2 separate regions of the Homo sapiens genome follow, and region 2 is linked to region 1. The links are chromatin loops, found by intact Hi-C in ENCODE. Cell type or tissue: sigmoid colon. All regions are shown on one strand. Each heading gives the region's core, and the rest is flanking DNA. Links, peaks and the distances in the headings are about the cores only. Region 1 holds the start of LOC124902670 (a long non-coding RNA gene). Region 2 overlaps CSTPP1 (centriolar satellite-associated tubulin polyglutamylase complex regulator 1).

What was found. Peaks named below come from ENCODE experiments on the same cell type or tissue, not always from the same donor. Only the 100,000 strongest peaks of a DNase experiment are listed, where the experiment ranks them.
Region 2: a loop joins it to region 1, with 1.9 times the contacts of the local background. A loop is called at or near these places in 7 of 110 quality-filtered maps.

Annotation. Positions count from the first base shown.
Region 1 is chr11:46,997,325-47,012,515 of GRCh38, forward strand. The region is part of intron 2 of CSTPP1 (centriolar satellite-associated tubulin polyglutamylase complex regulator 1); the gene reads left to right. LOC124902670 (a long non-coding RNA gene) reads left to right here and starts at 1,652. Exons shown (of 2, transcript XR_007062665.1): 1 at 1,652-12,101; 2 at 13,543-13,775. RefSeq lists a silencer at 7,476-7,555 and an enhancer at 10,776-11,276. In sigmoid colon, for the core only: no CTCF peak of the experiment used is centred there; a DNase peak (open chromatin) is centred at 7,537; H3K27ac peaks cover 166 bases.
Region 2 is chr11:46,941,177-46,956,367 of GRCh38, forward strand. The region is part of intron 1 of CSTPP1 (centriolar satellite-associated tubulin polyglutamylase complex regulator 1); the gene reads left to right. Among named protein-coding and RNA genes, the nearest start is that of CSTPP1, 12 kb to the left of the region's middle. In sigmoid colon, for the core only: no CTCF peak of the experiment used is centred there; no DNase peak of the experiment used is centred there; H3K27ac peaks cover 709 bases.

The DNA.
Region 1 (15,191 bases), core at 4,337-12,336:
CCTTTTTTCCAGTTGATCAAATCGGCTACTGAAGCTTGTGTGTGTGTCACATAGTTCTTGTGCCATGGTTTTCAGCTCCATCAGGTCATTTAAGGTCTTTTCTACACTGGTTATTCTAGTTAGCCATTCGTCTAATCATTTTTCAAGGTTTTTAGCTTCTTTGCGATGGATTCGGACATCCTCCTTTAGCTCGGAGAAGTTTGTTATTACCTATCGTCTGAAGCCTTCTTCTCTCAACTCGTCAAAGTCGTTCTCCGTCCAGCTTTCCTCTGTTGCTGGCGAGGATCTGCGTTTCTTTGGAGAAAAGGCACTCTGATTTTTAGAATTTTCAGCTTTTCTGCTCTGGTTTCTCCCCATCTTTGTGGTTTTATCTACCTTTGGTCTTTGATGATGGTGACGTACAGATGGGGTTTTGGTGTGGATGCCCTTTCTGTTTGTTAGTTTTCCTTCTAACAGACAGGACCCTCAGCTGCAGGTCTGTTGGAGTTTGTTGGAGGTCCACTCCAGACCCTGTTTGCCTGGGTATCACCAGCGGAGGCTGCAGAACCGCAAATATTGCAGAGGAGCAAATGTAGTTGCCTGATCGTTCCTCTGGAAGCTTTGTCTCAGAGGGGCACCCAGCCGTATGAAGTGTCAGTCGGCCCCTACTGGGAGGTGCTTACCAGTTAGGCTACTCGGGGGTCAGGGACCCACTTGAGGAGGCAGTCTTTCCATTCTCAGATCTCAAACTCCGTGCTGGGAGATCCATTACCCTCTTCAAAGCTCCGTTGGAAATGCGGAAATCACCCGTCTTCTGCGTCGCTCACGCTGGGAGCTGTAGACTGGAGCTGTTCCTATTCGGCCATCTTGGAACCTCCCCTTTTCCTCCCTTTCTTGATTCTTTGTGGTAAAGCTCTATATTGTGCCATTTTAGAAGCTGTATACTGTGCGCCTTGCACTCCAAAAGTGAATTCCACTTGTTCTGTGTAGCCAATGCTGAGCTGTAGTGAACCAACAGTAAGGCTGACTGTAGGCAGCTTTTATCTACCAACACACTGTTGAAAAAAAATCGTAAGATTTTCTACAGTGCTGATAGAAATGTACTTGCCAAGCAGGCTGTTTCTTGTCCCCAGAAAGCTGAAATTTACATAATATACGAGTGACACATACCTGACACTTCCATAAGTCTATGACACCAGATTGGCTTGAGGTAAATTATTCTAAGAAGTGAAAAGTAAACCAGCTCCAGAAACTTTTGGGTTTTCTTTTTTTTTGAAGACCTGAAAGGTGTGGATGTATGACAGAATGGGAAATAGTGTAAGTATAATTTGGTAGACAAGGAGACCTGGATGATGGAAGCTCCTGAGTTTACTTTGTGAATTTGATTTAGTTAGTGAAAATCCTTCACTTTCAGGCTTCAGTTTTTTTGTTTTGTTTTTTTTTGTTTTTTGAGATGGAGTCTTGCTCTGTCGCCCAGGCTGGGGTGCAGTGGCGCGATCTCGGCTCACCGCAAGCTCCGCCTCTCAGGTTCACGACATTCTCCCGCCTCAGCCTCCCGAGTATCTGGGACTACAGGTGCCCGCCACATGCCCGGCTAATTTTTGTTTTTTGTATTTTTAGTAGAGAGGGGGCTTCACCGTGTTAGCCAGGATGGTCTCGATTTCCTGACCTTGTGATCCGCCTGCCTCGGCCTTCCAAAGTGCTGGGATTACAGGTGTGAGCCACCGCGCCTGGCCTCAGGCTTCAGTTTTGTATTGATTAATAAGAGAAACATAGTGAAGTGGAAAGAGCACTACCCTAGAAGGAAAAAGAGCTGCTTATTCTTCTAAGTCCTCACTCTATAACCCTGGGCAAATTTCTGAAATATGGGCTTCAGTTGCCTCATCTATGAAGTGGGTTTAATAAAGCCTTACATGATAATAATAATAATATAATAATTATATATTATAATATGCAGTTTTTACTAAACTAATACCATGTCTCAGCTACTACAATTCTTTGAGATGGGTACTATTATTATTGTTATCTCTGTTTTATAGAGGAGGAAGTGGATGCTCAGAAAGATTAAAATAGCTTCTTCAAGTTCACAAGCTGTTAAGTGACAGACTCAGGAATCAAGCCTCATCTGCAGTATTATAGAGTCCACTGTTCTCTACTGCCTCCAAGCCACTTTACTGCTTAATGTTGCTAGAGGGCTAACCAGATCATATTTGGAGGTTTCTTCTAGCTATAATTTCTACTATTTTTGAATTCTCCCTTATGAACTATACTTTGCAAGCTTATCACACAGCCTTAGCTGGTGACCTCAGTTTACTGCCATTTAAATGTTTAATATGGCCTTTTGGGGGATGCAACTAGAGCTGACTATAAAGAGCAGGAAGCATGATTTTCAAAAATATGTTAACGGTATCCTTCCATCTTACAGTTTCGAGTTCACATCTTGAGACTTTCATATATTTAGCCGTGGGTGATTTACCTTTAAACAGTGATAAAAGTACTCCTTGAAATTGTATTTGGAAGGCTTCTCTTCTGATTTTCTTCTCTGGGTCTGCTTGCCCTCTCACCTATGCTGTCTGTCACTCCTTGGTTGTTGGTGTTTTCAAACAAGTCCATGACTGTTCCAGCAAATCTGGATAAACTGTAAAACACAAGTGGCTGAACAGTACTTTGTGTATGTCTGCAAGACCATGAGCTCTGTAGATCATATTCCTCTGGACACTCTTGAAAGACGGATACTAAATCCCAGAGGATTTTCTTTTATGTTGTATGTAACCTCTACCTCTGAATGTTGTCCTTCAACCAGTGGAAGGTAAAAGAAATTAATATTTAGAGGTGCTACTCTAAGAATAGGCCAAATGTCAGCACTGGGTCAGGACCTCTGAAGAAATACATCCAAGAAAATGGGCGAGAGTAGCTCTAACTTAGAAACCACAGCAGAGTGTGACCAGATTCTTGTGGTAAAGATAAAATGAGAAATGTGGCTTTTTGAGACATTGGAAAATAATGATGAGAGAAAAACAGGATGAAATCTGAGAATTTGTATCAGAATTGGGAACCATTCTTCACAGGCTAAATTGATAGTTCCAACACTATGGCATCAGGGAGCTTGACTTCCACATACTAATATAGAAAAGAATAATATTCTGTGGTCTTGGTTGGTGGGCCCAGGAGAGCTCGCTTTTATGATCAAGTGTCTTGTTTTCGTTTTTTAAAGGATGATTTTAGTTTTTTGGTGAAGTTTTTATGATGACTGTTTTGGTTGCAAGGGAAAGAAGTACACAGACTACCTTTGGTTTATTTTAAGGATACGTGAGAATATGCAGCATTCATTTGTGAATTATTCATTCACAAATTACTTTTGGGCACCTACTCTGTGCCTGTGTGTACTATGCAATGGGAATAGAGCAGTGAGCAAGACAAATAAGGTACCTATCTTTATGAACCTAGTGTTTTAATGAGGGTAATAATCAATAAACAAGCAAACTGATGGGGATGAGAATAGCTAATAGTTAATAAGCACTGTGTGCTAGGCACTGTTCTAAGCATATAATATCCATTATTTTATTTAATCTTCACAGTTCTATATAAACAGGGTATTAGTATTATCCTCATTTTACTCATAAGGAAATTCAGGCTATAAAAGTAACATTCTCATGGTTACATAGCTGGTAACTGTAACAAGACAAATAACAAGAAAACAGCCAGAGTAAGGTAATATATAGTATGGACAGGGAAGTCCTCTTGGAAGAGATGACGATTGAGAGCTCATCCCATCAGAGAGCCAATAACTTAGCTCAGAGGGTGATGCACCTTTTCTTTGTCCACCTTGATTATCTAAGTAAGCTTCCTGTGTCCAAAAATGATCATTTGATTGATTTTATTTGTTGCTACTGAGAATGGAGTACCCTTACTAGGCAGTGTTCTTAGGACCCCCTCATGGGTAACTGGCCTCCCTCATGCTCTGCTCCTATTTAACCAGTGAAAGTAAATAAAATAATTCATCATCAAAAGTATTTGTGTTCTACACTACATAGTATAAATATGGAGATGGAAATCTTTGTCAGTTTTTAGAAAAGGAGCATTAATAATTTCATTTTGATACATGTTAATCATCAGAATTAATTTTGATTCAAATAAATCCATAAAATATGAACTTCATTAATTCATCCTTGGAGAAAAAAAGAGATTCCAATAGTGCATACCCGTTTTTTTTTTCTTTTTTCTTTTCTTTTACTTTAAGTTCTGGGATACATGTGTAGAACGTGCAGGTTTGTTACATAGGTAATAGTGCATATTCCTAAATAACTTAAAACGTAACTCTAATGAAAACAATCCATGATTATAAAATATGTATCATTTCTTGTTATTTTTTTTTTCAGACAGGTGCTTTAAGCCCTATGAAAAGATGACCCACTTCTTTCCTACATAATCTATAACAATCAGGGCATAAACATTCATTCTAAAGGTGACAGATTTTTTAAGGATCATTCACCATCTAGAGTTTAAATAATGTTGTTTGGGGTTCTTCTTGTGTCCATGGTAACAGAGGAGCAGGTGTGAGGCAACAAGAAGCACATCAGAACAAACCAAGACTTCGCTGATTTCCAGCTTGTAGCTCTGAATGAGAGATGGACTTGAGACTTCTTTGGGCCATTTCTGCTCATGTTTTCTCTACTTATTTACGTTAAATTGAGCCAAAATGTGGTGTGGTAAAGTAATGGTGACTAATCCTATTATAGACTTCTTCAAAAGGGGTAATGCTTCCCCCTTTACCCACCCCCTCCCCTGACTTTTTTCCATAGTTCAGTTCTTAGCTGTTAAACATTGTAACAGAAAATTACCCGTTTCTCATTGTCAGCATCTGGTTTCCCACAGACTCAGATAATTGTCAGGAAGAGATTTGCCTTCAGTTAAAGCAACCCTATCCCCACTGTTACTAGGCCAGGCACCTCTGTTAGACCATCATAGAACCAAATCTATAGAGGATTCTTTCTGGCTCTTTTCTGTATTACTAGAGGTATGCTATAGCAAAAAGACTACAGGGAGCCATGGTGGTGAGTTAAGAGTCAAAATCTGTTTTGAAACTTAAAAATCCAGGGTCATTGAGGATGCAAGAAGTTGCCTGTTTTTGTAGAATCCATCTCACTTCTTCAGTCCCTTTGTATTATGGTTACAGGAAACTATCCAGCAGCACTTGACCTGGTAATGGAGGAAGCTATTTCACAGCCCACTGGTCCCTTGACTCGTTTAGAAGTCAGAGTCAAAGGTTACAGAAGTAATAATTGGGCCCAGATTCTCCCTGTCAGGAAAGACCTTGTTCCCCCCACCCCACCCCCTGCCTTCTACAAGTTAAGAGAAACTTATCTGTTATAAAACCATTCAATAAGAGGAAATGAAGAAACACCATCCTTGGCTGAAGTGTTCTCAAGCCCCAATGATACTATTTCTGTTTTCATGGGAGCTGCTTTTGCAGCTAGCTAGTATAAAATTTAGGTCTGATTTTTTACATTAAAATATCTCCCCTTAGATAAATAACTTGATTTATTTCAATCTATAAATAATATGAAGGATCTTTATTTGGTCCAAGCCCTGATATTCCTTCACACCACCACTCTGATAATTCCCTGAATACTTGTCTGGCAATCAAGTACACTCACACGAGTCTTAATTAACAAGTGTTATGCCATTAGCAATGTAAAGTCAGTCATCAAAAGTTAAGAAACTAGGCCAGATTATAGGCTCACACCTATAATCCCAGCACTTTGGGAAGCCAAGGTGGGAAAATCACTTGAGGCCAGGAGTTTGAGGCCATCCTGGGCAACACAATGAGACCCCTGTCTCTACAAGAAGAATAAGAAGTTTAAAAAGCTTTACTTCACCAGCAACAGAACAATTTAAAATTTTCAGTGCTTTTAATTTCTTCCATAATTTGCTCAGAACTCTAGCAGATCAATCTGTGGTGCCATTGGCACAGGCTTGGCACTGGAGTAGGAAAGAATGACACAATTTGGCACCTTTAACCAGAAGATCTTTAATGAGCTGGCGTGGGGGTGGAGGGGACAGAGAGGAAGGAAGGACAGTTAGGATTTTGGCAGTAACACAAAGGTTCTTCTTCCCTGAGAAAAGTGAAATGAAAGTCAAATGAAGCTTCACTCTGCTTTTAGAATTTGCTAAGATGTTTGTCTGTCTCTCAGCTCCCGGCCCCCTTGCAGGTGCATCATTATAGTCAGTGACTTCTCCAAAAAACAAATTGTCTCTCAGGATCCTTCAGGAGGGGTCATATCTAACCAATTTCTTGTCTGAGGACATAATTGTGATTCCCTTCTTCAACTATCAGATGCAATGCTACCAGCACTGCAGAAACTGTCTTATCAGAAAGTGGCACAAATGTGTACATTTCTTCTAGGTCACAGTTCTAGTATTGCTGAGTTCTGGGGCTGCAACAATAGATAATACTACAATGAGAGATGTTTGGGAAAAGCATTGTTTCCTGGGTGGCCGTAGAAGCAGACTTGAAATCATCCCTTTGTCATTAAATAATATCAACAACAAATGTCTTTGTTGATGTCATTGTATTGTAATTTTCTAGGTCTAGATTATTGCTAGGGATGATAATACCTATCTTCTAGGGTTGTTATGCAAATCACATGAAATTACACATGCAAGATGTCTGGCTATATATAATTCATCTTCATTGTGTGTTGTTCTCCTTAAGCTCCACTTTTCTGGGATTTTTGTATCTCTGTGGATCTGGATAGTCTTCCTTTTCTCTCTCTTTAAATGGCATCAGAGTTGAAGATCTTGAGGACTTTTTAGTCTCTCTTTTGTTTTTTGTTGTTGTTGTTGTTACTGGTTTGTTTTTGTTTTTGTTTTTTTGTTTTTGTTTTTTTTTTTTGAGATAGTGTCTCACTCTGTCACCCAGGCTGGAGTTGTAGCACAAACATGGCTCATTGCAGCCTTAACCTGGGCTCAAGCAATCCTCCTGCCTCAGCTTCCCATGTAGCCATGACCACAGGTGCGTGCCACCATACCCAGCTAACTTTTTTTTTTCTTTTTTATAGAGACGGGTCTCATTTTATTGCTCAAACTGGTCTTGAACTCCTGGGCTCATGTTATGCTCCTGCCTCAGCCTCCCAAAATGCTAGAATTACAGGTGTGCGCCACTGTACCTGGCCTCTCTTACTTTCTATAACACTTCTTTCTTGCCCTGTATTTTGTGTACGTTTTTGGAGACTAAAACATTCAATGATTGCCTGCATGACTCTTAACCACTTCACTCATCATTTAGTTCATTCACAGAATAGCCTAAGAAAGCTTTTCTATCTTTGTTTTCTTTGCATATGCCATTTTCTCACTTCCTGTCTTTACCCCCTTTCCTCTAGATACAGAATTTTAAAACTCAAGGTGTAGTGGGAGACTTGAGTCAGTCAACTCTATCCAACTTGTGTTGTTCCCACTCTTAGCTCTAGCAGTACAGTGATGGGCTCAGGGTAATGAAAAGCAGACTTTCTCTGCTGAGGTCATTGCTCCTCATGCTGGCAGCCTGCTCCAGGAAGCTGTTTATCTATGCTTGCAGAGCCAAGCTCCAGCCTCTGAACAGTTGGAATGTATTGAGAAACCACAGAGCCCAAAGAGAGAACATTACACAGGCAGTTCCAGGCAGGGAGAGTATATTTACACCAGACAAACTGCAGCTTACATGTGTGGGGATAATTGTTCATCTGCACACTCTCATACTTTACCTTCTATGCAATCTATATACCCTCTCAAGAAGGTTTAACCAGGAGAACTTGTACTGCTATGTCCAAATTACCCTGAACATCCCCTAAAATGTCATAAGGAAAAAGAGATACTACAGAAAATTGATGTAAAAACTTTTTAAGATAGTGGTTTTTTTGTTTTTCTGAGTCAAATTTTATGTTTAGAATCTTAGACCATGTAAGCCTGATCACTAAAGCATTCAAAAACACTGTTTCTTGCATGGAAATGTTTTTCTTCATCCCTTTACAAAAATATTAAGTATTGTTATAGAGCTTCAAATGTGCTCTATATTAATAGGAATATAAGATATGGTCACTTCCCTGTAAGATGTAATCTGGTTAAAGAGGTAAAACTCATTGAATAACGAACAATTACAGAGCAATACAAGACCTTATATAATGGCATTAAGTTATATGGCCCAGTACACTGAGAATTGAGAGTAAGGAAAAATAATGGCTATTAGTTAAGTAAAATTAGTTGAGTCTTATAGAGGAGTTTGTCTTAATTTTGGAAAGGAAGGTAGAGTTTGGATAAACAAAACAGAAAGGAGACATATTTTGCAACATGAAAGCACCATAACATAGTGGTTAAGAACATGGACTTTGGAATCAGATAGGTCTATGTTAGAGGGCCTGCCACTTTCTGGTATGAGATCTTGGGCAGATTGCTTACCTCATCTATAAAATAGGGAGACTCATATATAAAATATAAAATTCCATGTTACATAATTGTTGGAATGATTAAATGAGTTAATGAAAGTAAAGTGCTTGGCATTTCACTTAAGATACAATAAGTGTTGAATTAATTAGTAGCTACTGCTACTACTGTTGTTCACTCATTCATTCAATATATATTTATTGAGTGCCTACGTCTTAGCGTTCTAGATACTAGGGATATAGCAGTGAAAAAAACAGACCAGAAATTTCAACTCTTATGGAGCTTCCATTCTGAAATTGTTTTCATTTTACCTTTTTAGAATGTGTGTGAATAATTTTGGACTTACATAAAGTTTAAAAAAATCTATATATGGAGTTCCCACATCCATTTCATACAGCTTCTACTAATGTTAACATTTCCTGTATCCATAATATAACTGCCAAAATCAAGAACTTAACATTAATTCAAAACTATTAACTAATCTATACGTCTTATTTACATTTTCACCTCATTTTTGAAGGGCAGTTTTTTTCCTGAGATAAATTCTAGGTTGGCAGCTGTTTTACCATTCCATTATCTTTTGGTTTCTACTGACTTTGTTGAGAAGTTGCTCTCAGTTTTATTCTTGCTTCTTTGAAAATAATCTTTTTTTAAATCTCTGGATGGTTTTTGGATATTTCTACTTGGTCTTTGGTTTTTGATAGTTTTAGTGTAATGTGTCTAGTTTTGCTTTTCTTTATATTTAAACTATTCGGTGTTCTTAGTGCTTCTTGAACCTATAGCTTGATATCATTTATCAGTCCTGGAAAACTCTCAATAATTAGCTCTTCAAATTTACTTCTGTTCTACTCTCTCTCTGTCTCTGTCTCTTTTTTTTTTTTGAGGCAGGATCTCTGTCTGTCACCCAGGTTGGAGTGCAGTGGTGCAGTCATGGCTCACTGCAGCCTCTACCTCCTGGGCTCAGGCAATCCTCTTGCCTCACTCAGCCTCCCAAGTGGCTGGGACCACAGTTGCACGCCACCACACTCAGCTAATTTTTTTTTTTTTTTTTTTAGAGATAGGGTCTTGCCATCTTGCCCAGACTGGTCTCAAACTCCTGGGCTCAAGTGATCCTCCTGCCTCGCCCTCCCAAAGTGCTGGGATTACAGACATGAGCCAACACGACTGGCCTCTACCCTCTCTTTACTCCTATTGGGATTCTAATTACACAAACATTAGACCTTTTCATAGTATTCTCTGTCTCTTATGCTCTTTTTTGCATTTTCTATCATTTTGTGTGGTTTTTTTTTTTTTTTTTTTTTTGAGACAGAGTCTCACTCTGTCACCCAGGCTGGAGTGCAGTAGCACTATCTTGGCTCACTGCAACCCAGGTTTGCCTCCCAGGTTCAACCCACTCTGCCTTCCTGGTTCAAGTGATTCTTCTGCCTCAGCCTCCTGAGTAGCTGGGATTACAGGCGCCCACCACCGTGGCTGGCTAATTTGTGTTTTTAGTAGAGATGGGGTTTCACCATGTTGGGCAGGCTGGTCTCAAACTCCTGACCTCAAATGATCTGCCTGCCTCGGCCTCCCAAAGTGCTGGAATTACAGTCATGAGCCACCATGCCCAGCCCATCATTTTGTAGTTTATGCTTTATTCTGGATATTTTCTTCTGATCTATTTTCCAGGTCATTAATTCTCTCTTCATTTCTGTGTAATTTACTATTAAACCCATCTACTGAGTTCTTAATTCTAATTATTGTATTTTTTTAGTTCAAGTATTTTTATTCAGTTTTTGTTTGTTTCCTTGCTAAATCTTGTCTTTCATTTGCTTGAACATAGTAAATAAAGCATGGTTATTACAAAGTCCATAATTTATTGTCTGGATACCCTGTGGGTCTGTTTCTGTTTTCTGTCCTATCCATTTTTTTTTTACTCCATTATCTTATCTTGTGTTATACTTTTTTTTTTCTCTAGTTGAGTTATGTAAATTGTGTATGAGTTATGTAAATTGAAAAACTATACAGATAATGTGAGGCCCAGAATGATGTTATCTTTCTTCGGAGGGGATTTATATTTGCTTTTGGCAGATGGCCTGGGCACTAGCAATCCTGGATTACCTCAATCCCATGAGGGTTTGAAAGGATTTGAATATAGATTTACATCTCAGGGAGGGCTGATTTTCAGTATAGCTCTGAGGAGTGCCAAAAGAGCTTTAGGGTTTACCAGAGTCCCAGCCCCCAACGTGGGTGGGTCCTGAACTCTATTTTTTTTTTCTTTTCTTTTTGAGACTGAGTCTCACTCTGTCGCCCAGGCTGGAGTGCAGTGGAATGATCTTGGCTCACTGCAACCTCTGCCTCCCGGGTTCAAGTGATTCTCCTGCCTCAGCCTCCCAAGTAGCTGGGATTACAGGCCTGCGCCACCATGCCAGGCTAATTTTTTGTTTTTAGTAGAGACGGGGTTTCACCGTGCTGGCCAGGCTGGTCTCGAACTCCTGACCTGGTGATCTGCCCGCCTTGGCCTCTCAAAGTGCTGGGATTACAGGTGTGAGCCACCGCGCCCAGCCAACTCTGATTTTTTATCTGCAAGCCCTAACAGTCATTTGAAAACTCAGGAACTTAACATTAATTCAAAATTATTAACTGCTTAGTGTATCAGTTGAATCTTCCAGAACTGGCAGAGGCCCCTAGAGCTACCAGTGATATAATAATACCTTATTTCTGAAGTGGTGATAAGTATAAATGATATTGTGAGATATCTGGTATGACAGTAATGTTATATGAAAATATCTGAGGTTTCTTTTTTTTTATTTTAAAGTTTTTTGTAAAGATTTGGTCTTGCTATATTGCCCAGGCTACTCTCAAACTCCAGTCCTCAAGTCATCCTCCTGCCTCAGCCTCCTAAAGTGCTGGGATTACAGGTGTGAACCACTGTGCCTAGCCAATATCTGAGATTTCTATTATTGAAAGAGTCACAGGTACTGTTAATTCTGCTATGCTTATATTCATAATAGAAGGAAATGCCAAATTCCAGTTAGAGGTTAGTAAAAATAAACATAAAAATTTCCCTGGCTCATGCCTCCCAGCACTTTGGGAGGCTGAGCAAGCAGATCACAAGGTCAGGAGATCGAGACCATCCTGGCTAACACGGTGAAACCCCGTCTCTACTAAAAATACAAAAAAATTAGCTGGGCGTAGTGGCAGGCTCCTGTAGTCCCAGCTTCTCAGGAGGCTGAGGCAGGAGAATGCCAGGAACCCAGGAGGTGGAACTTGCAGTGAGCCAAGATCACACCACTGCACTCCAGCCTGGGCAACAGAGCAAGACTCCATCTAAAAAAAAAAAAAAAAATTTCCCTATCCAAGTGTGTGGATCTCTTGAATTTAATCCATGGACCCTTCTGTTTAGAAACCCTACACATTGGGAAAAGTGGCACTAAATGCTCAGCTCACCTTTCTCGGTTTTATTCTCTCATAACTTGGCCTTGTCATTCTTCATTTGCCTTGGTGGCTCTCTGATGACTTCAGACAATTGTCTTTAATAATTTATCCATTTTTTTCTCAGCCAGAAGAGTTAGTCTGAATTACCTACTCTACTTTTATTGGAGGAAGAACTCTTTTAAAACTTGCATTCTGATGGAACATATTAATAATTAGTTGAAGTAGAAAATATCATACACTGCAAGGGATCATAAAGGAATCTAATTTGACTCATGGAGGACTAGTACAAGGTAAAAAGCAACAAACAGAAAATATATAATGAGGATAGGGCCAGTTTGTGGAAGGCTCAATTATATTGAAATAAGTAGAAAGGTAAAATGGCTGAGTGTGGTGGCTCATGCCTGTAATCCCAGCACTTTGGGAGGCCAAGGCGGGAGCATCAGCTGGGGTCAGGAGCTCGAGACCAGTCCGGCCAACATGGTGAAACCCCATTTCTACTAAAAATAGAAAAATTAACTGGGTGTGGTGGCAGGCGCCTGTAATCCCAGCCACTTGGGAGGCTGAGGCAGAAGAATTGCTTGAACCTGGGAGGCAGAGGTTGCAGGGAGGTTGCAGTGACCCAAGATCGCACTACTGCACTCTAGCATGGGCAACAGAGTGACAGAGTAAGACTCTGTCTCAAAAAGAAAAAAAAAAGGAAGAGGAAGAAAGGCAAAGACAGTACCTCATAAATGCTGAGAAACTCATTGTTTGGTCTTCTTTCAATTTTTAAAATTCAGTAACTATTTATTAAATAGTTATCATATGCCAATCACTGTGTGTCAGATATGGTCCTCAAGAAATTCACTGTCATGTAAAAATTAGATAGTGACACAAATACAATTAAAATAGAGCATTAGAAGTTCTGGACTAGTGAGTAAACTTTGACAGGAAAAGTGATTATTTATACGGTCAGGAAAGAATTCACAGAATAGTGACATTAATTTAGTTTTAAAGAATGTGTAGATAATTATCAGACAGAGAAGAGAGAATGGAACTCCGGGAAGCGAAGACTACTTGGGAAAGGAGTGGAAATAAAAAGTAGATCCCAAGTTTAGTGTGCCTTGGCAAAAAGAGGAAAGTGGATGGGAATGGAGATCATGTTGAGAAATGAAATTCCTCAAAAGAGTGGGACCAGCTTTTCTTCAAAGAGTCTCACTTTATACAAATTCCGTAGCAGTAAATGTTCTTGGCCGAAGCAACGGAATCTGTCTCTGGCTATCTTAAGCAAAGAGACTGGAGTGGAAAGATGTGTCAGTTGCAGTAGCTGCTTATGGATCAGACTGTTGTGGTGAGACCTTTGCCTAGTTTCCTGATGCTCAGCCTCCAAAGCTCCTTTGATTCCTGTCTGTTTTTCAAGTCTGATGGTTCAGCCACCTGTGGATTTTGTGAGCCACTAATAATACCCTTCCAGCAGAGCCCTTTTTTGCTTAAGATAGTGAGACTTGGTTTCTGTTGCTTGCAACCAAGAACCCTATTACTGTTATTAATTTTTTTGGTACATTCTTGAGTCATTTAGGAATGTATTAGTTACCAGATGAAACTGAATTCTCATAAATGTTATTTGGTAGTGACTTTTACTTTGTAGGGAAAAAGAGGTATGATTGGACTGTTATTCTTATTTACAGGTAATATTTAGATTTTGTTTGATGTTAACACTGTCCCTGGTAAATTTTTTTTTCTTCTCTCAAGCTTCAGTGTGATTCCCCAGGAAAATCTTGGAAATTGCCAATAGAGAAGATGTATTACTAAGTATCAGAAGTTTTCTTGGAAGGACATCTAATAAGTTTCCCAAGATGTGATTCTGCCTGTTCAGTAGTTGCTTGAGTGCTGATGAAATTCCCCCCAAACACTTCCTAATATATTATTGAAATATTTGAGATAAAGGAAAGCTGAACATATTAAAACTAATTTTTAAGTGGTGAGAGAAGTGGAATTGAAGTCTATTTGAGGAATTTGAAACATTTATCACCCACGGTTTTTCCAAAAATATACATTTGTGTCAGTCTGTCAAACTTTTTATCAAAAAAAACTGTGAATTATCCATTTAAAATACATTTTTATTACATTTTCTTCTGTATCTGAGAAATATGCCAGATGGTAGAAATTTCCTAGAAGTCTCTGACACTTACAGATTGAAAGATGAATGACGAGAAGACAAGAATTTGGGTATCCAGATTAATAGATAGAACTTTACAACTATTGACTTCTTATTTGCTCTTGTTGAGTTTTGAAAAGGAATTAGGCAAGGTAGATGAAAATAGAGATTCTTCTCCCTTCAGTACCCATGTGATTTAACACAGCCATAGAAGGCTCCAAGTTTTGGGGTGTGGGCACAATTTCAAAGATATATTTCTATTAAGCTTCTTGAGAGTGATATGAAGAAGAAACGAAGTATAGAGTCTCTCAGATGCAAAAATCACTTAGAGGTAGGCCATGTATCCATCCTTATCACACTTCACTTTTTCCAAGAACTACGACTGGCTTGTCTTTTATGGCTTTTTAAGAATCTAACTTCATTGTGTAATCAGCTTATTTCCTCTCCATTATTAATGCCCTAATTGGCAGGTTTTCTGACCCATTTTCTTTTCTGTGATGCTCTTCTAGATGTCTAAACTTTTCATATCACAACATGGATTTAGGTAGTTTTTCAGTAATAAAAGTTGGTGTGAATATGCAGTAGTATGTGGATTAATTAACATACATTTAACAAATGTTTATTGAAGGCCTACTGCACCCTAGACATGTAATAAATAAATAAACAAATAAATTAGTAAGGTAGCTTCAGATAGTGATAAATTCTATTAAGAAAATCAGGAGCCGGACATGATGGCTCGTGCCTATAATCTCAGCGACTTGGGAGGCTGAAGCGGGAGGATTGATTGAGGCCAGGAGTTCAAGACCAACCTGGGCAACTTAGCAGTACCTCGTTTAAAAAAAAAAAAAAAATTAGCCAGGCTTAGTGGCACACACCTATAGTCCCAGCTACTCAGGGGGCTGAGGCAAGAGGATTGCTTCAGCCCAGTGAACTGTGATCATCCCACTGCACTCCAACCTGGGCAACAGAGTGAGACTGTGTCTCCAAAAAAAGGAAATAAAGGAGGGCTTTGGGATACTGAATGACTGGGAGATGGAAATCTACTTTCAATAGTGTAGTCAGAGAAGGCCTCACTGAGGCTTTCTATTGCCATTGCTATTTTAGATACTTGCTTAAAGAAAGAGAGGTGGTCTTTTAAAAAGTATATTCTTGATTAAGATAATGGAGAGAGAAGAGGAAGAAAAAAGGGATATTACAACCTGTAGCTGTATAGGGGAAAGGAAGAGAAAAAAGATAGGGGATA
Region 2 (15,191 bases), core at 3,166-11,165, 57 kb before region 1:
TTCATACTGCCCTCAGCATGGTCACACCCCTCACTGCCTTCTCCTGGTTCATCAAACCGTATCACTCTGCTGAAATGCGTTTGTCTTTAGTTGAGAACTATCCCTGCCTTTTACAATTTGTCTCTCTTAGAGGCATGCTGCTTTGACCTATTCACCCTCAATTTTTTTTTTCTTTTTTCTTGAGACGGAGTCTCGCTCTGTCACCCAGGCTGGAGTGCAATGATGTGATCTTGGCTCACTCCAACCTCCGCCTCCAGGGTTCAAGTGATTCTCGTGTCTCAGCCTCCCAAGTAGCTGGGATTACAGGCACCTGCCACCATGCCCAGCTAATTTTTGTATTTTTAGTAGAGACAGAGTTTCACCATGTTTGCCAGGCTGGTCTCGAACTCCTGACCTCAGGTGATCCACCCACCTTAGCCTCCCAAAGTGCTGGGATTACAGGTGTGAGCCACCACGCCTGGCCAACCTATTCACCCTCAATCTAATGACCGTTTAAAACCACTCCCTACAGAATAGATTAATAAAATATTTCCTGATTTAAATTTTTAAATACCTGTGATTTTTCCATTTGTTTTTATTTTTATACATTATAAAGTTACTTGTATGTGTAAGCCTAAAGAAGACTATACTTATAGAGAAAACAAAACTGCAGACTGGAAAGCCCTAGGCATTCAGTGAAACCCAAAAGCTAAAGTTGAGTTCCCCTTGGTTAGTGTATCTGGAGACCTCTCTTTAGGATTATGGTGTAAATTACAGGGATACCTATCCAAAGAATATCTAGAGATATCCCTTTCTCCCTGCTAGCTAGGGATTGTATTTACCTTTCTGACTATTAGTGAAGAAATCAATCTTTTATCATGTTGGGTAAACTGATCCTTTCCCCACTGACTTTGTAGATTAGGAACCTGTAATCATGGCCTTGCATGGCTTAAGATCTTAAGATCATCACTAAAGAATAGCTTAGTGATGTTCATGTCTGCAGTCATCAGAATGTAGTGATAAAAATTGTGTTAATGCCTAGGCCTGAAGAGAGAAAGGAGAGTCTGGTAAGGAGATGAAATAAGTATAGACCCTCTCTGTAGGACCCGCAAAAGGTTTCCAGCCTTATGAAACCTACTTAGTGGAAGCTTCTGCCAGAGGCTGAAGGTGTGTCTGTGTATCTGGTTGGGTGTGGCGAGCTCTCTAGAGCCAAAGGGCAGCCTGTTCTGGTCCCAGGTTTGCCAAACATACCACCTACGTGCTGACCTGAGTATAAGCATGAGGGCGTGAGGTTTATTTTTTACTCCACCTAATTTGGTGAGGTGCATGCTTTCACTCACGCTCCAAGTTGCCTCTTCTTTTCCATGGAACCTGCTTATTCTCACTACGGTTGATAGTGGGTTAGTATAATAGATAACTCTAGAAATCAAAGATGGCCTTTCTCCTTTGGGGACTAGACATTTAGAAGAATCACAATAAATTGGGTAGTTTTTTTTTTAAGCTATAGTTTTTGAACTCTTCCTATATGCCTGGCACTGTGGTTTATCTCATTTAATTTTCACAACTACCATATGAAGTGGGTACTCTTACTGGTCCCAATTAGTAGTTATTAATATCATCTTCTCATTTTATAAATAAGGAAGCTGAGGCTTAGAAAGGCTAATTGATTTGCACAAGGTCACACAGGCAATGATGCATAGTAAACAGGGGTTCATACCCAGGTTTGTCATATTCCACAGCTTGTGTTTTTTCCTCTTCACTAAAAAGATAAAAACAAACCAAAAAACCCCTATTGGTTCAAAGGGCAGTAATTCTTGCTTCCTTATTAAGGATGAGGCTCTTGCAAATAAATTTCTTGGGAACAAGAATTGTGTTTTACTCATCATTGTCAACCTTCTATCATTGTCTACCTTCTATCACTGTATACCTTCTATCATTGTATACTCTCCTACACTTAATTCATACGTATATGTGAAATGGAATATGAATAATCTGACCTTAGGGTACCCTAAACATGAGTAGCTAACAAAAGCAACCGAGACTTATTAAGAACTTACTCTGTACCAGGTACCATTTTAAATGCTTTACATATATTGATGTATATGAAGATAGTTTCAGTTGTTATCTCCATTCGGCAGATGAGGAAACTACACACAAAGATACCAAATAACAAGTTGTAAGTGGTGGATCCAGAATTCTAACCCAGCAGTCTAATTGAAGTCCACATGGTTAAACTCTATGCTATAAATACTTTGAGCAACTCCCAAAGTGGGGCTCCAACTATTGTGTAGACCTATACGTGGATCCTGGAGTAAGGTCAAGTGATTCCAGTGTCTTCATTTAACATTTCTGCCATGAGGAGGCATCCGAGGAATGAGGATGGATCAGGGAATGGTAAAATTTCCAATTTCTTCTTGCCACTGGACTCATCTCTCAGAGGCAGGCAGTGAGGAAGATAACTTCTACCATTTGGGAGAATTTTATTGACAATCATCTTTGTACTTTGGGTAGCTGTATGACCTAGAAGAAATCACTTAACCTCTCTGTGCCTTAGTTTCCACATCTCCAAAATGTGGGTGGTAATAGTACAGTCATGGTGGCTTACGCCTATATTCCCAGCACTGTGGGAGGCCAAGGAGGGAGGATTGCTTGAGCCCAGGAGTTTGAGACCAATGGGACATAGTGAGACTTCGTCTCTACTAAAAATAAAAAAAAAATAGCTGGGTGCAACAGCATGCATCTGTAGTCCCAGTTACTCAGGAGGCGGAGGTGGGAGGATGGCTTGAGCCCAGGAGGTCAAGGCTGCAGTGAGCTGTTTTCACACCACTGCACTCCAGCCTGGGTGACAAAGTGAGACCCTTTCTCAAAAAATTTAAAAAAGGCCAGGCATGGTGGCTCATGCCTATAATCCCAGCATTTTGGGAGGCCGAGGCGGGTGGATCACCTGAGGTCAGGAGTTCGAGACCAGCCTGGCCAAAATGGTGAAACCCCATCTCTACTAAAAATGCAAAAATTAGCAGAGCGTGGGGGTGTGTTCCTATAGTCCCAGCTACTCAGGAGGTTGAGACACGAGAATTGCTTGAACCCGGGAGGAGGAGGCTGCAGTGAGCTGAAATCTCACCACTGCACTCCAGCCTGGGTGACAGAGTGAGACTGCTTCTCAAAAAAAAAAAAAAAAAAATTGTGCTTGCCTCATACATGTAAGCATTTATCCTGTTAGAGCACCTGTGTAGGTGCTCAATAAATATTAGCTGCTAGTGTTATTACCATATTTTTGTGCAAATACGTAAACATCTGGTGGCAACCAGGAATGTGTGCCTCTCAGATCTCCTACACTGGGGAGGGGAGGGTAATTGACTCCTGACCCCAGCTCTGAATCTAACACCTTGTTCACACTGAGGTCACACTTTCCACAGACTGCTCCTAGTCAATGACTGGGCAGGACAGACCCACTTCCATGAGATGTTTTACTCCTCTAGTGGGTGACTTTGGCTTAAAGACTCTCACTGCACACTGCTAAGTCCCTCATTCTCCCTTCTCCCTCCTAAAGGAGGGATAATAATTAGGGTCCCTCCTAAAGGAGGGATAATAAATTAGGGTCACACCTGCATTTGATCTCTTAGCTCTCCCAGACTCCTCCGGCTTCCTTCCCATTTTCTATCATGGGCGTTTCCCCCAGTACATCTCTCGCATGTCTGATCCTGTTTTGGTGTCTGTTTCTCACAGTATCTGAGCTAAGACAACATCTAACAGTTACTGATATAGTCTCTTCCAGCCATGAGGTTAATACAACTTCTTTAGGACTTGGCAAAGGTTCTGACATAGGACCCCTTCTATGTGGAAGATAAGTGTTACTAATCTTAATTTTTTTTGTATTTGCTGATACCACAGCATATGATAGTTACTTGTCTGACTTCCAGACACATTCTATTTTTTGATTTTGAATGAATCCTGATAAACTTATTTTTATTTGAATATAACTAGTGAGCCTTCCAAACCCAATTCTATTCTAGGAAATATTGCTGTTTACAGTAAGTTAGCAGAAATTCTCTTAGGGCCTTAAAGTGTTTGGTTGCTGCAGAAAGGAAATGAAATAAAATAGGTGTTAAACTGACTTCCTAAATCTTTGGAAACTAGGTTTATAATACATAAAACTGGTCACTTTGAAATGATTATGGGCCAGGTGCGGTGGCTCATGCCTGTAATCCCAGCATTTTGGAAGGCTGAGGCGGGCAGATCACTTGAGGTCAGGAGTTCGAGACCAGCTTGGCCAACATGGTGAAACCCTGTCTCTACTAAAAATATGAAAAATAGCTGGGCATGGTGGTGCGCACCTGGAGTCCCAGCTACTTGGGAGGCTGAGGCATGAGAATCGCTTGAACCCGGGAGGCAGAGGTTGCAGTCCACTGAGATCACGCCAGTGCACTCCAGCCTGGGCGACAGAGCAAGACTCTGTCTCAAAATAATAATAATAAATAAATAAAATAATTATGAACATGTTCACAAAGTCACCTCTTTCTTTCCTTTTCCTCCCCCTACCCTTCTCCTTCCTTTTCTTCCTCCCTGAATACCTTCTCTATATAAAGCCAGGCATGAATATATGAATATAAAGCATCCCTCCCCACAGGAAACTTACACAGTAGATGGGAGATGGGACATATTCATAAATGACCATAACATAAAAAGACAGTATAATAAGTAAAGAGTATGTGACCTATATGGTTCTAGAGCCAGCAGCTATCTTGGCCTTTTCTCAGTTTGGTCAGCAGCTTCTCAGTCATGGAAGGGACAGCAGTTCCCTTGGTAGCCTAGTTCTGGAATGGGCCTTTTGGGAGTTGTTCCTGGAAGGTCGATCTAGATTTTTTTCCTTTTCCAAAGATTCTGTAACCTATTTAATACATGTAATAAATAAATATCTTTTTGTTGGGGGGAAAAAAGAGCCAGTAAGTTCTAAGCCATGTTGTTCCCAACCCTTGCCTACCTCCATTTCTCCAAAGTAAATTGCAGAGTGATGTCAGTGTTATTCTGGGGTTTTAAGATAGCTTTAAAATTTTTGACTTTGTTTATCATTTATATATTCAAGTAATGTTAAAATCTTTATTCCAAATGCTATTCAGAAGTTGGGGATCACTTTTATTTGCACAAATGCAATATGTGCTAAATGAATAATTCTAGGAGGCCGAGTAGATAAATTGAAGTTTTAAAAATAATAGTAGAGCAGGCCGGGAGCAGTGGCTCAACGCCTGTAATCCCAGCACTTTGGGAGGCCAAGGCGGGTGGATCACGAGGTCAGGAGATCGAGACCATCCTGGCTAACACGGTGAAACCCTGTCTCTACTAAAAATACAAAAAATTAGCCGGGCGTGGTGGCAGGCGCCTGTAGTCCCAGCTACTCGCGAGGCTGAGGCAGGAGAATGGTGTGAACCCGGGAGGCGGAGCTTGCAGTGAGCCGAGATTGCACCACGGCACTCCAGCCTGGGCGACAGAGCGAGACTCCATCTCAAAAATAAGTAAATAAATAAAAATAATAGTAGAGCAGAAGAGACATGATCCATTATCCTATTTCTGGTTCATCATCCTATTTATGTCCTTCATAGCACTTATCAGAGTTATCTTGTGTACCTACTTGTATACTTGGTTATTGTCTGTTTCTTATTAGAATGTGAGCCATGAGGGCAGGCCTTTTCTCTCTAAAATCTAGCACAATGCTTGGCCCAAATGAAGTGCTCAGTTGTTGAATGAATGGTCTACTTTAAGTAACAGAATAAATTTTAAAATAAATGGGAGAAAGGAATCCAGTTCAACAAATAGTTACTGAATTCCTAACATGTGAGAGAAACTATGTTTTTCCCCCCTTCCATGAATGAAAAAGGATGATTAAATCTGCTCTGGATCTTTTCGGTTTTAACTCTGATTTATACCTAAAGTTAATTTCTTGGTTGATACCATAGTTTCTGTGTTTGGGTTACATAACATTAAAATTTAATCCATTTTGTAAAACCAATATTTTAAAAAGGAAGGAGATTTTCTACAATTTTGGAGCATCTCAATGAGATCCTGTCCTTTAGTTGGACAGAGTGATATGCTTTGATTAAGACTGGAATTACCCTTGTAAACTAATCTCTGGGTCCTCTTTCTGTGTTGGGATCACCCTTACACTACTTCCCTAGGGGCCTTAGGAAATAGCTCATTCTATGATTGGAATTTCAAGTCAAAACACATTTATCTGAGCAGAATTTTAATGATTTATCAAAGAGAGGAGGGATTTTCCCAAACACAACTGAACTTACAAATTACTGATCCCACTAGCTATGTTTTTTCTTAAGCACCTTTCTTTAAACAAAGCAATTACTGCTGAAATCATCAAATGTATTTTTTTCATGGAAAGCTTTTGACTAAGTTTTGTTTGATTAGCAGGAACCTACTAAAAGTAAATATTGTTTGAGACAGCACTTTCAGAGCCTGTTCTTTTTCTTCATTCAATTAGCTTTTAAAGCACTATTCTTTGGAGAAAGTAAGAGCCTTTTTTCCAGCTGTCCTATTGTGTAACTCAAGGTCTCGTTAATACTATTATCTAGCCCCGAGATTACAGGTAATTGTGATAAAACACAAGCTTCAGTTTCTGTAATCTCAGACAGAAATCTGCTTGTGCCCCAGGACTTCAGATCAGGTGTTTTTTAAATTCAGACTTCTCTCACCTGGGACAGTCCCATTGGCCCAAAGTAAACAGAGGCATCTGGCGGGGATAGAGCTGCATTAGGGCCCATTGCCACTTTTTTTTTTTCCCTTTAAATTAATGTGGCAGAACTCCTCCTGTGGCCAACTTACAAAGACCTGTTCTAAATGGGAAAATTCTGTATTTTAAAATAGGCATGCTTGAAACAATAACACTTTTGAATGTAAGATATATGAAAGGCCACACGTCTTCGGCTTTGCTTGTCAAATGGAGAGGCTGCCAGAACCGGTCGGCTCCATGGTTCTCATGCCCCAAAGTCCTGCAAATTGACACGTAAGTAGGCAACACACAAAGAAGTTCAGCCCATGAGAAAGTGAGTTTGGGCGCTTGGGCTGGCCTCCTTTCTCTCTGTGTGGAGTTCTTTCCAACTTTGCCTCTTCTGTCCCATCTTAGTTTTTCAGAAAGGAGAGATTAAATGTGTCTGGTATATCAGCATGTTAACTGCTTGGGCAACATGAGGCTAGCACTCAGGACACTGTTCAGCCTGTCATATGGAAGGAATTGCCTTTCAGAGGAGATTATAATTGTGTATATAGCCACACAAATGCACATTCTGCCTGGAGGAAATTGCACAGAAGAGGATGCCTTATGCTGCCACTCAGGTCTCTTTGTGGAAGGCTGCGTAAGAAGTGCTTACATGGCATAGTCACCTCTTTTGGACTTAATGAGTCATCTTTTTGTGTGATGGCTACATAAAAAAAAAGGAAAGAAGAAATGTACTCTTCCCCAAGTGAGCTGCTTTTATTGGCCCTGCTGCTTTGTCTAAGAGTTTTATACACTCCTCATGACATCATTTACAATGCTGGTGCACAGACAGTAAACAAAAAATAATTTAGCCCTTGGGCACCTAGACGAAACTTAAGTAGTCCAATTTAGAGAAATGATAACAATAAACTTCATAAACAGTGAACACATGAGCTTAAACAGCAAGCATGACTCCAGTCCTTTTTGGAATGCGATGCATTGAAAGATGGCTATAGAGAAAACTAGAAGCTCCACACGTCAGTTATGTGCAGTTAAGCCTTGAGTCCATGGTCTAGTGTTAATCTCAAGAGTACATTCTAGTTAGTGGATAAAATACAGGCTACCATGTGAGTAAGTCATTAAGCTCCTTGAGCCACAGCATTTCACCTATAAAAGTGGGAAAGGTAATATTGCCACCTACCTCACAGGAATGAAAGATGATTGAGAAGATAAACTTGTGGAGTTCCTTATAGGGAAGGTATTTTGTAAATAGAAAACACTGTTATTATTCTCCTTGATCAAATTTCCCCAACAAATGGAGTTGATAAAAGCTACCTCACAGAGGGTTGAGAGGCTGAATTAATTAATATACGTCTAGTATCTTAAGAGTAAACTATTTAATGAAACCTAAAATTGATTGTCTTTCTTGATAGTCTATGAACTACCAGACCTGCTGTTTAGAAACATGATTGTCTTCTAAAGTCTCACATATGCAGTCTTTGCCTTCTCTTCAAGGGTTGGCACGATAAAGAATAGTGAATGTACAGGCAAAAGATAGGCTAAATCTTCAGGGAGAACAGCCTTGCCTTTTTTCTTTTCAAGGGTATATTTACAAATAGCCTTTGGAGTCTTGCTAATCTTTGTTACCATGCCTGAACATAGGGACTGTTTTGACCTTTGTTCTTCCAATAAATATTTATTTTTGATATCATATTTCTAAATGAGAAACAAACTTAGAAGGAAAAGAAGTGGTTGAATTTGTCTCACATTATAAATTTTTTCTTATCTTTCCTAGGATGGTAAGAGAAAATAACTTTTTTTTTTTTTTTTGAGACAGAGTTTCGCTCCATCACCCAGGCTGGAGTGCAATGGCACAATCTCAGCTCACTGCAACCTCTGCCTCCTGGGTTCATGCAATCAATTCTCATGCCTCAGCCTCCCGAGTAGCTGGAATTATAGGTGCATGCCACCATGCCTGGCTAATTTTTGTATTTTTAGTAGAGATGGGGGTTTCGCCATGTTGGCCAGGCTGGTCTCAAACTCCTGATCTCAAGTGATCCTCCCGCCTCGGCCTCCCCAAATGCTGGGATTACAAGCATGAGCCACCGTGCCCGGCCTGAAAATAACTATTATTGAAGGACCAGACATCAGGCTCTCCAACTGGAAAGTTCTCAAACTTAGCCAAGTGATTAAAAACAGCTTTGGCTGTTCAGAATTTAATCTTTTGTTTTCAATTACAGTTAGTAGTATTTGGGTAACTTCATTTCCCAGATTTCATTTGCTGTTAGGTGACACAAAAAGGGGAAAGACTTTTTCTTTTCTTTTTTTTTTTTTTTGAGATGGAGTCTCGCTCTGTCGCCCAGGCTGGAGTGCAGTGGCGTGATCTTGGCTCACTGCAAGCTCCGCCTCCCAGGTTCACGCCATTCTCCTGCCTCAGCCTCCCGAGTAGCTAGGACTACAGGCGCCCGCCACCTCGCCCAGCTAATTTTTTGTATTTTTAGTAGAGACGGAGTTTCACCGTGTTAGCCAGGATGGTCTCGATCTCCTGACCTTGTGATCCGCCTGCCTCGGCCTCCCAAAGTGCTGGGATTACAGGCATGAGCCACCGCGCCCGGCCTAAAGACTTTCTTTTAAATTCTAATCCCTTAGGCAGGGATCATGTCTCATATATATATTTTTTAATACAGAGATAATATTTCAACTTTTAAGTAGTACAGCTGCCTAAATACTGTCTTAAGTAGAAACTGTTTTCTTTTTTCCTTTTTTCTTTTTTTGAGGTGGAGTCTCACTTTGTTGCCCAGGCTGGAGTGCAATGGCCCGATCTCGGCTCACTGCAACCTCCACCTCCCGGGTTCAAGCAATTCTCCTGCCTCAGCCTCCCGAGTAGCTGGGATTATAGGCGCCTGCTATCACGCCTGGCTAATTTTTGTATTTTTAGTAGAGACAGGGTTTCACCATATTGGCCAGGCTGGTCTGTTGGTCAGGGTGGTCTTGAACTCCTGACCTCATGAGCCACCCGCCTCAGCCTCCCAAAATGCTGGGATTACAGCCATGAGCCACCAGGCCTGGCCTGGAAACTGTTTTCAAATAGGTGTTCTTCATATGCCATCTAGAGTAATTCTCATATGCAGGAGGACTGAAGGAGACAGCAGTCTCGTTCAGTCCTCACAGCAGGTAGACACCAGCTGATCCCACTTTTCTTTGAGGAAACTGGGATTTAAGTTATATAACTTGTCCAAGGTCACTGAGCTAGTATGTCTGGAGCTGAAGTTTGAATGAAGTTTATCTGACTCTAAAGCCAGTAGTATTGTTAGCCACTTTCTTTCAGGTTTTGTAATTTCTAAGAGCCTTCTTTCCCATTCAGTTCAATAAAAATTTAAGTGTCAGAACTTAAATTCAGTAGAAAATTCTACAGAATATATGATATATTCCTTAGACTCTTTTTTTTTTTTTTTTTTTGAGACAAGGTCTCACTCTGTCATCCAGGCTGAAGTGCAGTGGCATGATCATGGCTCAGTGTAGCCTCGACCTCCTGAGCTCAGGTGATCCTCCCACCTCAGCCTCCCAGGTAGCTGGGACTATAGGAGTGTGCTACCATGCCTAGCTAATTTTTAAATTCTTTGTTTGTTATGTTGCCCAGGCTGGTCTCGAACTCCTGGGCTCAGGTGATCCACCCGCCTTGGCCTCCCACAGTGCTGAGATTACAGACGTGAGCCACCATACCCTGCCAGATTGTTTTAATATATAGAAGATAATTTAACATTTTCTTGGTGAGGTAGTGTCATTATTTTAGACCTAATTTATTATATTGTGCTATAAATGTGTTATAACAGTTACCCATGAAGATGGATGTTATTTTTTTTATGCATGAGAAGAAATGGTGGCTCAAATAACTTAAGTAAATTTTCCATTTATATAGATAGCAGTTAGTGAAGCTGTTATTTGATTCTAATTCTTCTAATTTGAAATTAAGTGGTTTAGGTGCCACTCAGTGTTAAATTCTAATTTATAGCTATTAATTAATAAGAAGACATCTCCCTGCTCCCACACCAGTACTTACCATTCCCTTCTCTCCAGACTAATGTTTCCTACTGAGTCAGTAAGCTGTTGAGGTCTACTGAGGTTTGTTTGGCGCTTCAGGTGGTTTGGTGCTCCTAATCTCTCAGGGTATTAGGGTGAGGGCTGAGCTGGTGTTATAAAAACAAAACAAAACAAAAAACCTCCACCACTTAACTCCCCCTCCCTCCCAGTGCAATGGCTCATACAAGAAGCACTTTCTTTCTTTCTTACTTAATCCAAATCCAGGATGTGAAAGGCAGGGTCTGCTTTAGGAAGTCATCATTGGATTTCAGCTAGCAGAGCAGTCATTCTGTCTGAAACACATGGTTTCCAAAGCTGCCTCAATTGTAGCCATTTTCAGCCAGTAAAAGGGGAAACAGTGAATCCAGGGCAAGGACCTTTTAGGCAAGTGAAGCCGAAGATGCAAACATCACTTGTGCTCACATTTCATAGGTGAGAACTTAATAAGGTCCCTGCTAACTGCCAACGAGGCAGGGAATTTTAGTCTAATGGACAGTCGTGTGCAAGAAGAATGGCAGTGTATTTTTGGTGGTACACAAACAAAAATCTGTCATACCTAGTATATGCGGTGGAGACATCTACCCTACTCAAGGCAAGTTGTATTGTTGGTAGCTGCTTGCCCTTATTCACAGGTGAAGCATAGATGTGCTGGTCAGTATTTGGTTTTTGTCCTCTACCTCTTGAAGTACAAAGTTATTTTATCCTTGGTCCCTGTCTCTGAGTTCAGTTGCTCCCTTTTTACAATGGTTATTATTTTCTTTCTTAACTTTATGTTGCCTGTCATTTCTCTGTGTCACTTCCTGTCCTTTGTAAACATTTCCAATAATCAGAATAGTTCCTCTCTATACTCTAGTGAGTCGTTCACCTTAGTGAGAACATGTAATTTTAGAATTTTTAGTTCTTTATAATTGGTTTGTTGCTGGGCGTTGGAGGTAACTTTGCTGCTAAATAATTTTATTTTTCTATTGAGAGTTAGAGACCCATTGTAGAAACCAAAATCTTGTTTCCAGAGAGCTAGTTTTACAATAAAGAAAGATATTTATCTTCCTAGACTGGAGAGTGATTTGTAAGAGATTTAGGAGGAGAGTGAGAAAAAGGCAGTGCCACAGACACTGGGGACGTGGGGGTGGAGAGTTTCAAGATGGAGGAAGTGTTCAATGATACCAGATGCCTCAGAGAGGTCAAAGAAGATACGGGCTGCAAGGCAGGTTGTTAGTGGCATTAAGGGAGGTTTTCATGGAGTAGTGTGGCAAGATGCCTGATTTTGCTGGATTGAAGAGTAAATCGGAGGGTGAAGGCGTTGAGAATAGGCTAGATTCGTTTCAAGAAGTTTGACCAATTAGGGAAAGGAGGAGAGGGGGTGATAGCAAGAGGAGGAAGAGAGAGTTTATTGTTTTTAGTTTTTAGATGGGAGAAACTTGAGTATGTTTTTAGGCTGAAGGGAAAGGAACCATTGTACAGGGAGAGAGGGAAGATCCAAGGGAAGGAAAGGATGATGAATACTTGATGGAACATTTTTAGAAGTACGAGGAAATTTAGGATCAAAGGCAGAGGTGCAAGGCTATTTTGAAGTTGGGAGTCAGGACCATATTTATCCAGAAGGCACTGTTTGTGTGGTGCCTAACCAACAAACTGTTATGGGATCTTTGAAAATATTTGAGACCTAAAAAAAAATTTATCAACCCTAAAGTATGGATATATGTTTTATTATATATGTATAAAACAATATAATGTCAACTTTCATTATTACATGTAATATTGACAGACATTTTGCCATATTTGAAAGCAATTCATAAGTAAGAATTTTCTCAATTAGGAAGAATTCCCAAGTGAGAAATCAGGTCTTAAGGTGATCTTAAAACCGCTTCACATGGCGTAATTAAATTTGAACAACAGAGGTGGGAAGTAAGGGTGATGAAGGACATGGTTAAACTTAGAAATGGAGCTAGAAATTGGTGTTCTTTACCTGATGACCTCTTCTTTGTCTGAAGTAAGAATCAAGATTATCTTCTTAGAGTTAGGGAAGCAGAAGTAAAAGGCTTGAGGAGAGCAAAGAAAGTTTGTATTAGCTACTGGGGGAAAGAAGAAAGATAGCTCGACTAGGGCCAAGTACAAGTATTCTGAGCTACATTAAAGCATGTGAAGTAAGGCTGCATAAATCATTTTAAAAAAAGAAGTAACTAAGAATGCTAACAGGAGCAAAGTTGACTATGGGAATTGGTAAAAGAAAAAATACAAAAGCATTACAAAATAATAATTAGAAGAAACAGTTGAAAAACTCTTTTAGGAAAACATGATGTCACAAATAATGCATAAGAAGAGGGAGGATTCGGCTGGATGCAGTAGCTTATGCCTATAATCCTAGCACGTTGGGAGGCTGAGGCTGGTGGATCACTTGAGGTCAGGAGTTCGAGACCAGCCTGGCCAATGTGGTGAAACCCCATTTCTACTAAAAATACAAAATTTGGTTGGGTATGGTGGCAGGTGCCTATAATTCCGGCTACCCTGGAGGCTGAGGCAGGAGAATCGCTTGAACCCTGGAGGCAGAGGTGGCAGTGAGCCGAGATCGTACCACTGCACTTCAGCCTGGGCGACACAGTGAGACTCTGTTTTGAAAAAATAAATAAATAAATAAAAAATAAAATAAAAAAGAAGAGGGAGAATCCAGAGAGCGCAAAATTCCACTTCTTCCATTGAAGAAAGTTCAAAGAATTGCTGGATTTAAAGTTTTTGATGTTTATGTTTCTTAACTACAGAATTTTAAAAATCAAATGGGTCTATAAGAGTTATAACAAAAAAAAGCAGTACCCTACACCATAACCTTCTCACCCCGAAGTCTCACTCCTCAGAGGAGGCCATTTTCTTTCTTTTTTTTTTTTTTGAGTACCAGTAAGTCTTTATTTATTCATTGTATTTTCCCAGGGAAAGGAGAAGGGAAGGGAAGAGTCAGCATGTGTTAAAAAATGATGAGAAAATGGGAAAGGAAGTACCCAGTACAGCAAAATCAACCGTCAAATAAACACACCCCAGTGATGGGGTCACCAAAGCCCAAAGGGGCTCAGTCTCCTGCAGTTCAGGAATGAGGGAAAAGGATCAGGAAAAAAACAGACAGGTACAGGCTTTCCTACCCTCCCTCCCCATAAATTCAAGATTTTACACAAAGCTTTGGTTTCTAGCAGTAAACATGGAGTTACATTCATTCATCTCCTATTAAACAATCTTGTGGCCACTTTGACATAAGTTTCTACCACCTGCATAAAAGTTCCTGAGTGACTTGGATATACATTCATATTCCCTTTCTTGGCCTCCTGACCCCACTTTCTACATGGAAGGCCCCCAATTGCATCTCTTTACTTTAGGATTAGAAATTAAAAGTAAGTAGGTTTGATCCATCCAAAATACAGTAGTGTGGTTTTTTTTTTGTTGTTTTTTTGTTTTTTTTTTTTCGAGACAGGGTCTTGCTCTGTAACCAGGCTGGAGTGCAGTGGTGCGATCTCAGCTCACTGCAACCTCCGCCTTCCAGGTTAAAGCGATTCCCCCGCCTCAGCCTCCTGAATAGCCGGGACCACAGGTATGCGCCACCACACCTGGCTAATTTTTTTGTATTTCAGCAGAGACGGGGTTTCACCGTGTTGGCCAGGATGGTTTTGAACTCCTGACCTTGTGATTCGCCCGCCTCAGCCTTCCAAAGTGCTGGGACTACAGGTGTGAGCCACTGCGCCCAGGCTACAGCAGTGTCTTAAGTGTTTGGCATGAATACATGAAGAAATGGTCGGCCTAGCGTGGTGGCTCATGCCTGCAATCCTAGTACCCTGGGAAGCCAAGGTGGGCAGATCACCTGAGGTCAGGAGTTCCAGACCAGCCTGGACAACACGGTGAAACCCCGTCTCTACTAAAAATAAAAAAATTAGCTGGGCGCGGCGGGTGCCTGAAATCCCAGCTACTCAGGAGGCTGAGGCAGGAGAATCGCCCGAACCCAAGAGGCAGAGGCTGCAGTGAGCCGATCATGCCACTGCACTCCAGCCTGGGCGACAGAGCGAGACTCCATCCACCCCCCCCCCCCCACCAAAAAAAGAAAGAAATGGTAATGGTCTTGACTTAGGAGGTTGGGAACAAGGGATGGAGGGTTTTCCTAGCTTCAGGATTTTTGCATACATCATTTAAGAGTTGTGGAGACACTCCAAGCATTAAATGTGTATGTGTGTGGGTGTGTAAGTTTTCTTTTGGGGGTGAACAGAAAAGAGGGCAGGGTAGAAGACAAGTTTTTAGGACAGAAGATCTGGTCTAATAGGTAATAGGGGAAGGGGAATACAAAAGAAAGGATGGTTCAAGATCCCCACTTTAAGAAGCGGGCCCCCCAAACTAATGTTTCAGATCTTTTTGCCTGGTGCAGAAACTTCTGTCAAAGATGCTTTGGCTATTTTTCTCTCAA